Regions from separate parts of the Mus musculus genome. Here region 1 is linked to region 2. Evidence: chromatin loops called from intact Hi-C (ENCODE). Cell type or tissue: heart. All regions are shown on one strand. Links, peaks and the distances in the headings refer to the core of each region. The heading gives the core; the rest is flanking DNA.

Region 1 (2,908 bases), core at 131-2,630, 60 kb before region 2:
AGAGAGAGAGAGAGAGAGAGAGAGAGAGAGGTGGGGGGTGGTGGTGGTGAGAGCACTAGAAAAATAGGATCCAGCGCAAGCCCGCGCATCTTCTGAAGTCGCGCTTTCCTCTTCAGCGGAATGAAGGGGGAGGGGCACCTTTCAACACCTTCCTAAAATCTAGAGGTCCGCTACCGTCTTGCACCAACTTGGAGGCCCCTCGAGGGTGCTTTTCGGTAGCTACAAACGAATTTTAAGAAATAAAAAACAAAACGAAACAAAACAAAACAATTGCCTTTCGCTGTTAGGCACCTTCCTAAGTCTTCGCTGGGAGAAGAAATTAATTTGGAGCCTTGGGTAAGAGTGAAGGGATTGTGGAGCCATAATTCCACCTAAACTTAAAAATTGTCACTTTAATCTAGCCCAATTCGTCGTTTCTATCATATTTCACATTCTGCAAAACTCCTCTGTCCCGAATCTCTGCCATTCAGTCTTCTCAGCTCTTCTCCGATGAATTTGCTGGAACATGCACAGGGGAGGGGCAAGGAGATTGAGCCCAGTGTGAGCTCTCCGCTGCCTGCAAAAGACTCAGTCGCAACAAATTTCGTTCAAGGGCCCCCGAAAGTGTTATCATCTGAACGGTGGAAGGCCTGTCAGTAGAAGCCCTGCACTTTTCATTTTTAAGGTCGTAGTTATCTGGTGCTGGATGCAAAATGAGGCCAAGGTCTGGGGTCCAAATCCGAACCCAGCAGTACCAGACTTTCCAGTACCCTCCCCGCCCCCCACTCCACCCCTCGCATACACAGGCACACAGAACTCCAAAAGCACTCCTTGCCTTGGCCAGCTGCGGCGCTACCATGGCTCAGGCGCTACAGCATGAAAGAGCTGGGCGCGAGAGGGCGAGGGTTCTGCAGAGCCCATCCCAACTGTGTGCGGCAACCACCTGCAAACCAAACCCTCCCCACCCAGAACCCCGTCTGCGGGGACTGAGCAGACTGGAGGCACAGGGCTGAAAGGCTTGCTACCTGACACTGCTTTGTGGGTTTCAGAACAAGATGAAGAGAGTTCTCTCTTGTATTCCCAGGGCCCCCAGCCTGTCTTGCATTTTTCTAAATGTCTGGGCAACAAGAAGCTGAGCTCGGCAGTGCAGGGAAGGGACTCATAGATCTCAAAAGACAAGGAACGAACAATCATCACAAATAGCGTTTGGTAAAGAATCCACAGGCCAAACTCAGTAGAAAATTCTTGAGTAGAGTAATAGATAATTCTAGGTTCCCACAGTGTGGACAGGGGAGTCTCCCCGGAGTTCCCTGGCGCTGGGCCCACAGCCTAGGCCTGAATCAGCATCTAGCATCTAGGATACTCCACTTAACTAAGCTCTGGGTTAGTGTTCTGCCTCGAAGGGCAGCATTTCTGAGGGGATTCCTTTTACGGGCAAGACACAATCGTAGTCCCCAAAATTAAATGTCACACACACACACACACACACACACACACACACACACACACACACACCACCGCCCGCACCAGGGTGCCTGCACTACTTTTGCGGGCTGCTCTGAAGGAAGCAGACAGGGAATTGTGAAGATAGTAATTTGACTCCTGCGCACCTCCAACAGCTCCCAGCAACCCCCTCCTCCACTTTGGCAACAGCGCCCCCAAGCGCTGATACACCGCTACTACATCAGAGCATCCTCTTCACTTCCAACAGCACATTTGTAATTTACTGAGCCTTTTTTTTTTTTGATATCTCCATGTCCTGAGTAATTTACTAAAAAGGTGAAGGTAGTAGATTTCAGCACCTTTAGGTAAACGTTTGTGAGACCTGCAGAGCATTAAGGTTCTTGTGTGGGCAGCCACCTGTTTCCAGGGATGCTCGAGGCTGGGACTTGCTGAGATCCACTCTGCGGCAAAGCTGACCCAGGTAAGCAAATCCAAATCCATTCAAACCTTCGAACCTGAGAATTAATACGTCACCAACATCGCAGCGTGCCAAGCATTTTTGCAACATTCCAATAAACATTGCACACTCTCTTTTAGGAAGGGGCTATCAAGAAATACGTACAAGGTAAAGCACAAGCGCGCAGAGGCAGCATCCTATCTTATAGCAACTCCCAGCTTGGCTCCTTTCAGATACGAAATCCTGGAAATGGTGGACACCGTATGGGTTGTGGAAGAAACCTGCTGTCACAGTTTATATACTTATTGAGTAAGGCTTCTAGGCCATTAGAAACCAAGCTAATGGGTGGTTAGAGTAGCTGGAGCTTGATTAAGATAAACTTTGTGGTGAAGGAAGTTTTGAGCTTGCTTCAAATGAGGGGAGGAATTCAGATTCAAATAGAGATGAGGGTTTTGATTAGGGGGACCAAGGGAGGGGCAAGACGATCCTATCTGGAAGGGTGAAGCACACCTCCAGAGCTCCATCACATACCTCCTCTGGTATCTGGCATGGAGGTGGGGCACTGCAGAGAGGGAGGGTTGCAGCGGTTCTGCAGAGAGGCTACTGGGGGGTGCAGGCAGTGCCAATGATGAGATTTTGGACTCTCACTGCTATTGCTTGCAATAATAGTAGTTTAAATACTAGGTACCACGTAGACAGGGTGGTGAAGCGCTTGCGGTTTTGACACATTAGCCACCGAGTTTTCAGTTCTGGGGAGCATTCAGAGTGTGCTCTATTTCCAAAAGTTAATCCTATGAGCATAGCCACATCCATTTGCACGATTCCTCCAACCGACTCTTTCTACTAGAAGGAAAGCAATTATGAGGTGTCGCCACTTGTTTGTGTTGTTTTTCAATAACCATCAGCTCCTTCTTTGCTGTGTATGTGATACGGCAAAAAGCACTGTGTTCCAGCTCTTGAGGGCATTTTTAAGTAGCTCATTGTGTCTGAGCTCTTTGTTTGTTAAAAAATTAGTCTACTAAATAAAAC
Region 2 (2,908 bases), core at 292-2,791:
ACACACACACACAAACACACACACACACACACACACACACACACACACATGCTCACATATAAACACACAAGGGAGGCATGAGTATCTCTGTATTTAAAACATCATAACTTTAAAAGTCTAAAAGCCAAAAATTAAAACCATGTTAGCTACTCCATTTTAACAGCACCAAGGAATTACAGGCAATCACAAAGGCATTCATCACAAAGTGTGACCTTTAGACAATCTGCCAACAATCCAAAACATGAAGGTTTCAACAGAAACCACTTTCAAGTGGAGAGATTTCTGTATATGGCCACATGATTTTTATAATTGGAAAATAAGGGTTTTTTTTTTCCAACATGGGAATGATTCAAATGTAGGTGTCTAGGTGATACTGGGACCTGGTTTCATTTTGATTAGGTATCCAGCTGGTCAGGGTTAGCCCAGGATCACCCCAAGTGGGTCTCAAACCTTTCCTCCCCAGAGATTTGCGACCTGCCTACGGAAAAGGCATCTCATAGCATTGTGTAACACATCTTTGGTTGTTGGCTGGTTTAGAAGGCTGGTGACAGTAGGGAAGAGAAAAATGCCACGGGCCAGAGGGGGGGAAACAAACCAACACTACAGGGCTCCCTGCAGCTGTTGTCCATCTCTCCCTCTTCCACCATCTCCCTCTTCTTCCTTTGAACTTTGGTGCAACTGAGCTTTTAAACGTCAATTCACGTGAAAACACAAACAGGGATGGCGATGCAAACAGCAGAACGAAGGCAGGGGGGTTGAGGGGTGTTGAAGAAAGTAGGCCTAGCTCCTAAGGGTACTCTGTTGGGGGTAGCGGGCCATGCGAAGCCGGAAGCATTGTTGTGTCCAAAGAAGGATCTAAAGAGGAGGATGGGCCCCATAGTAAAGCTCAATCAAACTAGTAGGGAGGTGGGAAAAGAGCCCCCTTCCCCGCCCCCCAAAGCGGACGAATGGAGAGGGAGAAAGCCAAGTGGGTACTTGGCGGCGTCCCCCACGCCCTAAGGCTTATGCAAGGGTACCGGGTGCCTCTGGCACTGGACAGAGAAGGGGACCACGCCGCGCCTTACCGGTTCTCTTGGTAGAGCTCCGGGACCCACACAAAGAAAGAGCAGAGGAGCCAAGGCCTCGGGCTCCGCTGCTTCCTGGTTCAAGCGAGGCGGCCGCAAGCGTAGGCGCGGCCAGGGCATGGAAGGCGTAGGCGGGCTCCGTCTCCCGGGCCCGGTGCCCAGCCCACTCCTCACCTGCTCCGCGGCGGCCGCTTTCTCCTCCTCGGGGCCGAGGCAGGGTCAGAGTCCTACCCCAAGCAGCCGGACTCCGCAGCGCCGCTGCTGCCGCTTTAAATGTCGCTCCAGTTTCCGCCGACGTCAAAGCGGCTTCCACGGACGCGGCTCGGGCGCCGGGCTCCGCCGACAGAGGGCGCAGCGTGGGAGGCGTGGCTTCCTCGCCTTCCTCTTCCGAGAGCAGCCCGGGGTTGTCCGGAAGAGCGCGAAGCCCGCCTTCGGCTCTTTCCGTGACTGCGAAGCATTTTTCTAAGTGTTCTGTGATTCTCTTAAGAGCTCGGCTCCGTGAGACAGACAAAGATCCGATGACACTGTTAGGAGTGGCAGGGAGGCTAGTCTTGTTTGTTCAAACTCCCTTAAGTCCCGAGGGCTTAAAAATGTTCAGAGGTTGTATAAATTCCAGTTCTTTTGCATGTTTGAAGTCTGCCCTGTTAGCCTGTTGCTTGGATAACAAGCCACCTTGAATACAATCTGCATACTAAAATTTAACTCATACTAATTCAAATTGTAGGATAACAAGAAAACCACATTACACTGTCTACTTTTAAGAAGAAACCTGTGTTCTGATAACTCTTGTTAATCGAATGTTAAATGGTGCATGCAATATCTTGTTAACTGCATATCTATTAACATAGAGATCACATTTGATCTGCAGCAAATATACTCCAGGCCCTGTGGGATAGAAAAGCAGATAAGACAAGTTTCTCTCATTTCAGAGGGCTCGGCAGGTACATACACACGAATAAAAGTATTTTAAAAGTATAGAACTACAGAGAAGGAATAACAAACCAAATAGTGTCAAATGAGCCCTACCTTGAAAGGCAATAATATTTGTATTGTTTATCATTATTTTTTAAAATATTTTTTATTATGTATTTTCCTCAATTACATTTCCAATGCTAGCCCAAAAGTCCCACACACACCCCCCCACTCCCCTACCCACCCAGTCCCACTTTTTGGCCCTGGCGTTCCCCTGTACTGGGGCATATAAAGTTTGCATGTCCAATGGGCCTCTCTTTCTAGTGACGGCGACTAGGCCATCTTTTGATACATATGCAGCTAGAGTCAAGAGCTCCAGGGTACTGGTTAGTTCATAATGTTGTTGCACCTACAGGGTTGCAGATCTCTTTAGCTCCTTGGATACTTTCTCTAGCTCCTCCATTGGGGGCCCTGTGATCCATCCAATAGCTGACTGTGAGCATCCACTTCCGTGTTTGCTAGGCCCCGGCATAGTCTCACAAGGGACAGCTATATGAGGGTCCTTTCAGCAAACTCTTGCTAGTGTATGCAATGGTGTCATCGTTTGGAGGCTGATTATGGGATGGATCCCTGGATATGGCAGTCTCTAGATGGTCCATCCTTTTGTCTCAGCTCCAAACTTCGTCTATATAACTCCTTCCATGGGTGATTGTTCCCAATTCTAAGGGGCAAAGTGTCCACACTTTGGTCTTCATTCTTCTTCAGTTTCATGTGTTTTGCAAATTGTATCTTATATCTTGGGTATACTAAGTTTCTGGGCTAATATCTACTTATCAGTGAGTACATATCATTTGAGTTCTTTTGTGATTGTGTTACCTCACTCAGGATGATGCCCTCCAGGTCCATCCATTTGGCTAGGAATTTCATAAATT

The links. Hi-C counts contacts between places; a loop is a spot of excess contacts. Peaks named below come from ENCODE experiments on the same cell type or tissue, not always from the same donor. Only the 100,000 strongest peaks of a DNase experiment are listed, where the experiment ranks them.
Region 1: it touches region 2 in a loop (9-fold over the local background); 4 of 42 quality-filtered maps call a loop at or near these places.

The regions. Positions count from the first base shown.
Region 1 is chrX:38,248,537-38,251,444 of GRCm38, reverse strand. The region is part of intron 1 of Tmem255a (transmembrane protein 255A); the gene reads left to right. Among named protein-coding and RNA genes, the nearest start is that of Tmem255a, 2.5 kb to the left of the region's middle. In heart, for the core only: CTCF peaks have their summits at 837 and 1,649; no DNase peak of the experiment used is centred there; H3K4me3 peaks cover 1,334 bases; H3K27me3 peaks cover 280 bases.
Region 2 is chrX:38,188,239-38,191,146 of GRCm38, reverse strand. It overlaps Zbtb33 (zinc finger and BTB domain containing 33), which reads right to left and starts at 1,354. Exons shown (of 2, transcript NM_020256.2): 1 at 1,065-1,354. In heart, for the core only: a CTCF peak has its summit at 1,399 (motif pointing right); a DNase peak (open chromatin) is centred at 1,346; H3K4me3 peaks cover 1,685 bases; H3K27ac peaks cover 1,406 bases.